3 separate regions of the Homo sapiens genome follow, and regions 2 and 3 are each linked to region 1. The links are chromatin contacts, found by Hi-C or POLR2A ChIA-PET in ENCODE. All regions are on one chromosome and are shown on one strand. Each heading gives the region's core, a stretch centred on a gene start or an enhancer-like site at or near the end of the contact. The rest is flanking DNA. Distances are from core to core; before and after follow the strand shown.

What was found. A loop is a pair of places that touch in the nucleus more often than their neighbours do. ChIA-PET counts read pairs that join two places held with the same protein, here RNA polymerase II (POLR2A). Pooled maps may share reads with other maps.
Region 2: a map of Calu3 shows a loop between it and region 1 (2.6-fold over the local background). The contact joins two enhancer-like sites. A Hi-C loop is called at or near these places in 6 of 168 maps with a recorded cell type or tissue (Caco-2, Calu3, HepG2 and 3 more), 1 of 37 single-sample maps with no recorded cell type and 2 of 50 pooled maps. POLR2A ChIA-PET finds 5 or more read pairs at or near these places in 8 of 52 experiments (AG04450, GM12878, H1 and 5 more).
Region 3: a pooled map shows a loop between it and region 1 (3-fold over the local background). The contact joins two enhancer-like sites. A Hi-C loop is called at or near these places in 3 of 50 pooled maps. POLR2A ChIA-PET finds 5 or more read pairs at or near these places in 2 of 52 experiments (T-cell and activated T-cell).

Annotation. Positions count from the first base shown.
Region 1 is chr12:65,890,813-65,893,532 of GRCh38, reverse strand. All of the region lies in intron 3 of HMGA2 (high mobility group AT-hook 2), which reads right to left. Among named protein-coding and RNA genes, the nearest start is that of HMGA2-AS1, 9.8 kb to the right of the region's middle. RefSeq lists enhancers at 1,210-1,504, 1,145-2,057. Within about 2 kb of position 1,397, at least 20 of the 41 ENCODE cell types and tissues checked have a DNase peak (open chromatin) inside an H3K27ac peak, as active enhancers do; they include endothelial cell of umbilical vein, where a contact is called at or near this core.
Region 2 is chr12:65,928,453-65,931,199 of GRCh38, reverse strand. All of the region lies in intron 3 of HMGA2 (high mobility group AT-hook 2), which reads right to left. Among named protein-coding and RNA genes, the nearest start is that of HMGA2-AS2, 19 kb to the left of the region's middle. RefSeq lists a cis regulatory region at 937-950 and an enhancer at 871-1,015. Within about 2 kb of position 1,296, at least 2 of the 41 ENCODE cell types and tissues checked have a DNase peak (open chromatin) inside an H3K27ac peak, as active enhancers do; they include endothelial cell of umbilical vein, where a contact is called at or near this core.
Region 3 is chr12:65,852,314-65,855,190 of GRCh38, reverse strand. All of the region lies in intron 3 of HMGA2 (high mobility group AT-hook 2), which reads right to left. All of the region lies in intron 2 of HMGA2-AS1 (HMGA2 antisense RNA 1), which reads left to right. Among named protein-coding and RNA genes, the nearest start is that of HMGA2-AS1, 29 kb to the left of the region's middle. Within about 2 kb of position 1,555, at least 2 of the 41 ENCODE cell types and tissues checked have a DNase peak (open chromatin) inside an H3K27ac peak, as active enhancers do.

The sequences.
Region 1 (2,720 bases), core at 148-2,647:
AAAAACCAGTCCTGTTCTGCATCCATTTGCAAATACTAATAGAGAGGTGGATTCAAATGCTACCTTAAAAAATTTCCACATTTGAAACTTGTACCCTCAGGAAGAAAAAGAAAACCACTTTGAAGAAACAAAAATTATAACAAATGAGGTGGTTTGTTCTTTTCGCATGTATCCATTTGGCCTTGTTGAATTCTGGAGTACCCTGTCATGGCATATCTTGTCATGAAACTAAATGCCTTAGGTTTTAGCTGTGACCACACTGGGGTGAGGAGACAGTAGATGTTGCTATGAACAAAATGGGTCTTGCTGCAGCCCTTAAAGGTCCTCCTGTACTAACAGCAATTCGAGAGTTGAGCTGTAATTTCACCCTCCTTCATGCAGGACCTTGTCTCCCCTTCCACAGGAAATGGGGGCTGAGTCAGTGGGGCATGACTATAATAGGAGCCTGTGACCGGGGTGCAGTGTAGCCATCAGTATAAATCTGTCATAGACACACTCGCAGAGGAAGAGGGACTTCCATACACTGCCGTCTTTACACTTTTTGATGCAGATACAGATTTATGACACACGGGAAGCAGAGAGTCTTTGAGCCAGAGGGGCCCTGTGAATCAAGGCCATTTTGTAGGTTTCCGCCGCTTGAAAGAGCTACACATTTATAATTGTGCTTGAAGTCAGCCCCCTTCCAGCCCCAGGAGGCAGCATCATTTGGTTGAAATAAAACTGAGGACTTTTCTCAACAGCTGGCCAGCTCTAGTTTTAAGTTTTAACAACAGGATGAATGGATTGAGGACGGCTGAAGGCATCAAAAAGTGCTATGCCAGACTTTTAGGGACCGTTTTCCTGACGACCCCATTCCCATGGATCAGATTCTCTCGGAGATGACAAACTCTACTTTGAAGGGTCCCCTCGCTTTGGTCACCCAACACAGATGACTCTTTCACCAGGATACTTAAAAGCGATCCAACTGAGACCTTACAAAAATGTCTAACAAGTTTCAGGCAAAAAAAGAAAAGACAAAAAAGAGTCAGCTAGGAGTAAATGAAAAACCTGTCCAGAGTTGGTGTTAATTAATTAAAAACACAATTTCAAAGCATCCCTAATAGAAGACTTCCTCCGTGCAGCCAGTATCTGATTCAGGGAGTGACTCAAGCAATAAAATCACAGTTGGGACGACTCTCGTGGTGCTGGCAGGCCAAGTTCAATATTTTCCCTGTGAGGCATGCCTGTACTATAAAAAGAATGTGATGTTTGAAAATGAGTGTCTCTGCTCTGTGTGCTGGCATTAAAAGTCTCTCCTAGCCCTCCTGCCACATTTTGAGAGTACAGTATGAATCACAATCATGTGACGAGCACCTCCTTGCCAAATTCTTTCATGCTGCTACCACGGTATGTTCCCTCTTAGGTTTTTGCCAGCAGCCTCTGTCCTCCAGCCAAGACCATCAGAGTGAGTGTCGGCGCAGAGGCAGAGCACTCCGGTCCAGATTCACCAGCGAGAAGACAAGGCAGCGCATTATTGTACAAACTGTAATCTCTGAATTGACTAAGTGAGCAGGAAGGGACAAAAGTCAGCTGAGAGATGCAGCAAACAGGCTGCCAAGAGAGGATGAAACACACAGAAAAAGGGACTGACCTTTGGAGGGTAGCCTCCGTTGTGCTGGGCACGGGACTGGGCTCTTTAAACTCATGCTCTTATTTAATACTCCTGAGAAATGATCATTAATACTATGAGTGAGGAAACTGAGACCCACAGTTATTAGATAAGTCACTTGCTGCAGCCACGCAGCACAGGGCAGCAGAGTTGGGGCTGGAACCCAAGCTAGTGTCCTGTCTCTTCTCTCTCTATTCTACTGCTTCTGATTCTGCAGCTCAAACTTGGAGAAGCCAGGAAAACTGCTCTTCTCCCATCTTGGGCATTTTATTATTTACGCGACTCTTAACCAGCACTGTGCATCATGTCACTTTCAACAATGCATGTTGATGAAACATTTGTCAGCCAGATTAACAGCCGTAGGACCAATCTTCCACAGCCATGACCACAGAACGCACCCCCAAGCCTAACTGTCTTCCCTAAATGCTGCTCCAGTGTCACAATGGGAACTGGGAGAGTGTGTGGAGGAAAATATTATTGTAGTTCAACATCATGAATCACTACTGATGGAACCACTCAAAGTTTATCCCCTACTTACATCTGCATTTCCTTTGTGTTCATTTATTGCTGTGGTTAACTACAGATTTTGAGTCTCCTGTAAGCCTAGCACTGTCTGGCCCCTAAGAAACAGAAATGGATCATGAAATCAGAAAGCTCCCTGGAGTTATAATGCTTATTTATCCCAGTCTTCCTAAATGGTCTGGTAGGTACAAGGGTTTGGAATCAAAACAGGGTCAGAGCGGCTGAGTTTCTATACTTTACATTAAAAAGTCAACTGGTTCCAATGGATGAAAGAGGAGGTAAAGGAAGAAATGGAAGGCTCAATTCACATATACGAATATATTGAAGAAGTCGGCTGGGCGCTATGGCTCATGCCTATAATCCCAGCACTTTGGGAGGCCGAGGCAGGCAGATCACTTGAGGTCAGGAGTTCGAGATCAGCCTGGCCAACATGGTGACACAGTGAAACCCCGTCTCTACAAAAAATGCAAAAAAAGCCGGGCACGGTGATGCACACCAGGGATCCCAGCTACTCAGGAGGCTGAGGCAGGAGAATCGCTTGTACTGGGAG
Region 2 (2,747 bases), core at 47-2,546, 38 kb before region 1:
AAAAAAATCCAATAACCATAAAACAACCTTTTCTTTGATGCTGAACAAAAAACAAGCTTGAAATTTAGTGCTGCTGAGCAAATGAATGAAAAATACAGATGTCTTTTACCTTCAGCTCAACGCAGATTTGCCATCTGAACAGCTCCATGCTTAATTTAACTCTTTGTATGACTGATCATATCAAAGCATTTAGTTAACAGCAAAGGTTTAAATTGAAACTTAAAAATATACATTTTTTCCTTCCTTTTTTCCTGTCTTAGTGAATTAGAAAGTTCAGCTGCACCATATCCCTTTTCTTGTCCTCCCTGAATTACAAAACTTTAACACATAAAAGCAAAATATGTATGTCTTTTCCTGGTATCGTAATCTAGTCTGATTTTAAAAATTAAGATATCGATTGTTTTATTTAAAATGTAGGACCTTGATGCTATTTTAATTTTCCAAAGTCAGCTCGTAATACCAATTTCCCCAAAGGTCAAAAACAATATATTAAGGAAATACCACCTGCTACTTAGAGCTTGCACAGGAAATTTGCATTTCCACTTTGTAATGCATTATTTAGGGGGAGGAAATGACAGCCTGCTTCATTATCCCAAGGCGCAGAATCCCAATAGCTGCAAAGCAGCAGACAAAAAGCAAAAGAGGCCGGTGTCCATTTTCCCACCAAATATCATGGAAATTACAAATTCAGTAGGAGAAGCCAAAAAGCATGTGTTGAAAAATGCCAAGCTCCCCGCAAACTCTCTCTTCTGTCCCCATGAAAGCCAGGCTTGCCTGCCAGCCCACTTGAGTTGGGCTAGTTCCACAGAGGGGCAGGTACGGGCCCTGGGCACATTTTTCAATCTTTTGTAAATAGTCCCTGAAGGATTAAGGTGGTGGTCATGGCCGTACCCTTTAACCTGCCTCAAAGAGTGAGGGAGAGCTCATGGAGCTTGCCTGTCCAAAGTTCAATAGACCCTTTCTAAAGTTTTATTTACACACCAAACAAGGTTGAAGATAGATTACTTCCTACTGTCTAGCTCACAGGAAAGAAGCATTCTGTTCAGATATAATATATACATTAAGAAACAAAGGAGTTGCTAAAAGCTTCTCCTCTTGTAAGCATTCAACTATACTGGGGCTTACAATATATTCTACTCTGAAATAGGCAGCTTTTCTTGAGTGTATCATCTCTGTCCTCTTTCTTCTCATCTTTTTCTATCTTTCATGGTTTCCCCCCTCTACAGTTCTTACTTCTGTATATAAAAACCTCTATTCCTCGCCACATATCCCATACTTAATATGTGTGACTATTAAAGCCATCTGTCTTGACACATTACAAAAATGCATTCAACTTATCAGTGATTTTATCTCGGTAAGGGCAAACAACCAGTTTATCCAATTGTTTTTCCCCAGTGAGTCAACTGAATATCCTCTTTAAAATGAGGTATTTTCAGTTGAATTTAGTTTAAAATTGAGTAGAAATGAGCATTCACCAAAGTGTTTCGTGTAAGGTGCTTCCTGTGCTTGAAGAGTTGGTGTAAGGTTTTGTCATCTACCTGTGTAAATTAGCTCCTTAAATATACATCTCTTTATAGATGAGATCACCTCTCAAGTGCCCTTCTAGCTTAAGAATTCTGGGATTCGGGGTTTAGGGATAGGTCTTCTGCAATCTAAACACTCCCTTTTTAAATTTGCAGATTTCTAAAATATATATATGATATATATTACATATATACATACATATGTATGTATATAAATATCTAATACATATATACATAGGTCTCTTTAGACATATCAAGTCGATACTTTTTTTTCAATTTTTTAAAACAAGTAAGTGTTTAAAATTAGGATTACTTCCTTTTATCTTCAAAGAGGAAAGGTTTTTACATTTTATAGTCATAATGCACTAAGAACAAACAAAACAAAACTCCGCTTTAAAAATCAAGTATGGGAAGGCTGCAACACTGAACTATAGAGTATGGAAAACATGAGGAAGTCTTGTTACTCAGAGAAATGGTTTGACAAACTTTGGCCAGAGAACAGTCCTCAGTATTTATGTAGGAAGGAGTTTTGAGAACAGAGAAATGTAGAACTTGTCTGCACAGTATCCAAACACCTATACAAAAACTTGGCCACTTCTCTGAATATTTTAATTGCGATTCTAAAAGTTTGCTGTGCATAGACCAATTCTTAAAATGGTAAGAAGGTTAGAAAAAAGGAAATCCCAAAGTAAGATACATACATACATACATACATACATGCATATATACAGTACACTACATATATAAATATATATGTACTCTTTGTCTTTGCATCCTTTATATATGTGTAATCTTTATACGGATATAAATACAGCCATGCACCACATAATGACGTTTCACTCAACAATGAACTGCATATATGGTGGTGGTCCCAGAAGATTATAATGGAGTTGAAAAATTCCTATTGCCTACTGACATTTTGATCATCCACACCCTATGTGTGCCTAGGCAAATGTGTGTGCTATGTCTTAGTTGTTAGCCAAAAAGTTTGAAAATTAAAAAAAATTAAAATTTTCAAAATAGAGAAAAGCTTATAAAGATATAAAGAAAAATATTTCTGTACAGCTACATAATGTGTTTGTGTTTTAAGTGAAGTTTTATTACAAAGAGTAAAAAAGTTAAAAAAATTTAAAGGTTATAAAGTAAAAAAGTTACAGTAAGCTAAGGTTAATTTATTATTGAAGAAAGAAAAATATTTTTTATAAATTTAGTGTAGCCCAAGTG
Region 3 (2,877 bases), core at 306-2,805, 38 kb after region 1:
CCAGGGGATGAAGGTATTCATCCACAACTTCAGGACGAAACAGGCATGTGTTTCAATATATCCCAAAGGGCAAGCAGGTACTCAAATACGCCTGTTGTATGTGCCTTCAGGAAAAGCAGGTGTGTTACACTCCCAGGCCAATCCTTTCTTTCTTTCCTGGCCTCTGAAGTTGGCAGAACTCTGAATGCAGTACAAAAGTGTAAGTTACTTCAGGCAAGCAGTTAGCTGTGTGCAAAGCCCACCTATGATTTTGCCAGGGCCAGCCAGACCTTTATAATGAGGGAATGTGAAAGAGTAACTGCACAGCCAAAGACAGGAACCATGGGCCAGAATTCCTCTCCCCACATTCCTACAGTCATGCAAAGTTCTTGTGTACTTAGAGAAGACAAATTTAGTGTATGTCATCATGGGATGTGCCACAAACTCCTGAGCAACTGACAGTCTTAAAAGAATACCGGAGTGGGGAGGGAGAGCATCAGGAAGAATAGCTAATGCATGTTGGGCTTAATACCTAGCTGATGGGTTGATAGATGCAGCAAACCACCATGGCACACATTTACCTATGTAACAAACCTGCACATCCTGCACATGCACCCTGGAACTTAAAAAATAATAATACCTTTGGTAGTGAATACATGAACCTACATGTGATAAAGTTGTATATAACTTGATGCTCACACATACACACACACAAATAAGTACATGCGAAACTGGGGAAATCTAATCGCGATGAATGGATTGTGTGAATGTCAACATCCTAATTGAGATCTTGTTCTACAGTTTTACAAAATGCCAGCATTAGGGGAAAACTGGTCAAAGCCCACAAGGCACGTCTCTGAAAGAAAAGGGGGCTAATTTTTCTCTCTACCAGAGAAAGGGCACGAAAGAAAGTTTTATTTAAAGAATTTTTTTATTTTGAAAAACATAAATGTGTAAGGCTATCAAAATGTTCCTTTCTATATTGATGTTTCTCTTATCTAGCAATCTACAGAAAATGTGGAGGGACTTCCTTCTGACCTTTTTGTAAAAGGAACAGAAGATGTCAACAAGATAACAAACAACGTAGGTGGAACACAGGATATCTCGAAATGTGTACCTTCATCAGCCATTTTTCATGACAAACACTTTGAAATGTCCCAGCATTACACATAGTTTAAAAATTCTGCATTAAGTTAAAACTCATTAATCCTGTAAGAGTTCTTATGATTCATGAGCATGGGAAGCCTTGTTGTAAATACAGTGCGATCATCTCTCCTAGATTAACTACAGTGTCTGGAACTGCATTCCCACACATCTGCCTCAGCTTTTACTATGGACTTTAATTAGGGAACTTAATGCTTTGGTGGCATTCTCAAATTTGGATATTTCTATTTGAGATCCAGAGAGAGACGGGAAAAGCAACTGAATTTATTGAGCACTCACGATGCGCCAAGCACTGTGCATTGAGCTGCCTAGACCAGGAAGGGTGGGACCCCTGTGCGGCGAGGATGCAGGCTCATGCCCCAGACATGACATCACATTACCACTCTGCCCGCTCAGAATCACTGACTTAGGAGGCCAAAAACGATTAAGCGAGTCAATGGCTAAGGTCACAGACAGCCATAGAGAAAAGGGCCTCGGGAAAACAGCATCTACAAATCCCATATGGATCACTGCGGCTGATTTTATTAGAATACTGAAACACATAAAGTAATCTGCAGGGATATTTAACCACATTCCACTCTAGACTACTCAAACTTATGTACTTTCAGCCCCATAATTAAATATGAAACAAAACTGAATTGAGGCAAGGAAACCAAAAGATTAATACAGTACAAATATGGGGGGAAGTTTCTTGCTTCTATAAACTTGAACAGTATATTCAACAGATTTAAACTTGAACAGTATATTCAACAGATTTTAAATCTGTTGATAATTACGGTATCACATGTAAGTATTCATTTAAGCATTACCATGTCCAGGCTACTTTCTTTTCTCCCCAGTTTCAGTGCTCTTAGACAGTCCTCATGGTTCAGCTGTCACAGCCAGGACAATCAATTTTCCAACTGGTCTTCTCCAGTGCCACACTCCCAGTTCCCCACACGTCAGTCGGCAACCTTCCCCCTCAGACTGTACCACTGCAGACACGGCCATTGTCCTCTCCTGCCTGGGATCACTGCAACCTTCCAGGTCATTTCCACTCCAAGCCATCCTCAATGTCCCAAAGTTTCCTTCTCATTTAGATATGTTTTGTCCATGATGTTCTGTTGGAACTTGGCAGTGAATGTCTTAAGAGACGAATTCTAAAATCCTCCTCTTCAATGTCTACTACTGGAGAGGTCTCTTCTGCTCATCTCTCTCTCCTGGGCACTTCACCTATTTATTACCACATAGATCATGTGGCACTCTCTTAACCTCACCCAACCCTGCTTATTTATTCACTACTTCTGCACATGAACCCAATACCTTTCATGTTGGAATTCTTTTGATATGTCTCTGTGATACATCTGAAAGTTGTCAGTTTTAGCCTTTCAACCATAAGAGCAGATGGAAATGGAAAAAGAGTAAATGCCTCATAAACCATTAGATAAGACAAGGGAAAAGCTGAAGATAGCAAGCTAAGTGTTAGAAGTTATATAAATAACAGGAACAATTTCATTCACCCTATTGTAGTATATGAAATTTTAATTATTATTATTATTATTTTTTGAAACAGAGTCTCGCTCTGTCACCCAGGCCAGAGTACAGTGGTGCAATCTCAGCTCACTGCAACCTCCACCTCCCGAGTTCAAGAGATTCTTTGGCCTCAGTCTCCCGAGTAGCTGGGATTACAGCAGCGCGCCACCATGCTCAGCTAATTTTTGTATTTTTTTCTTTAGTAGAGATGGGGTTTCACCA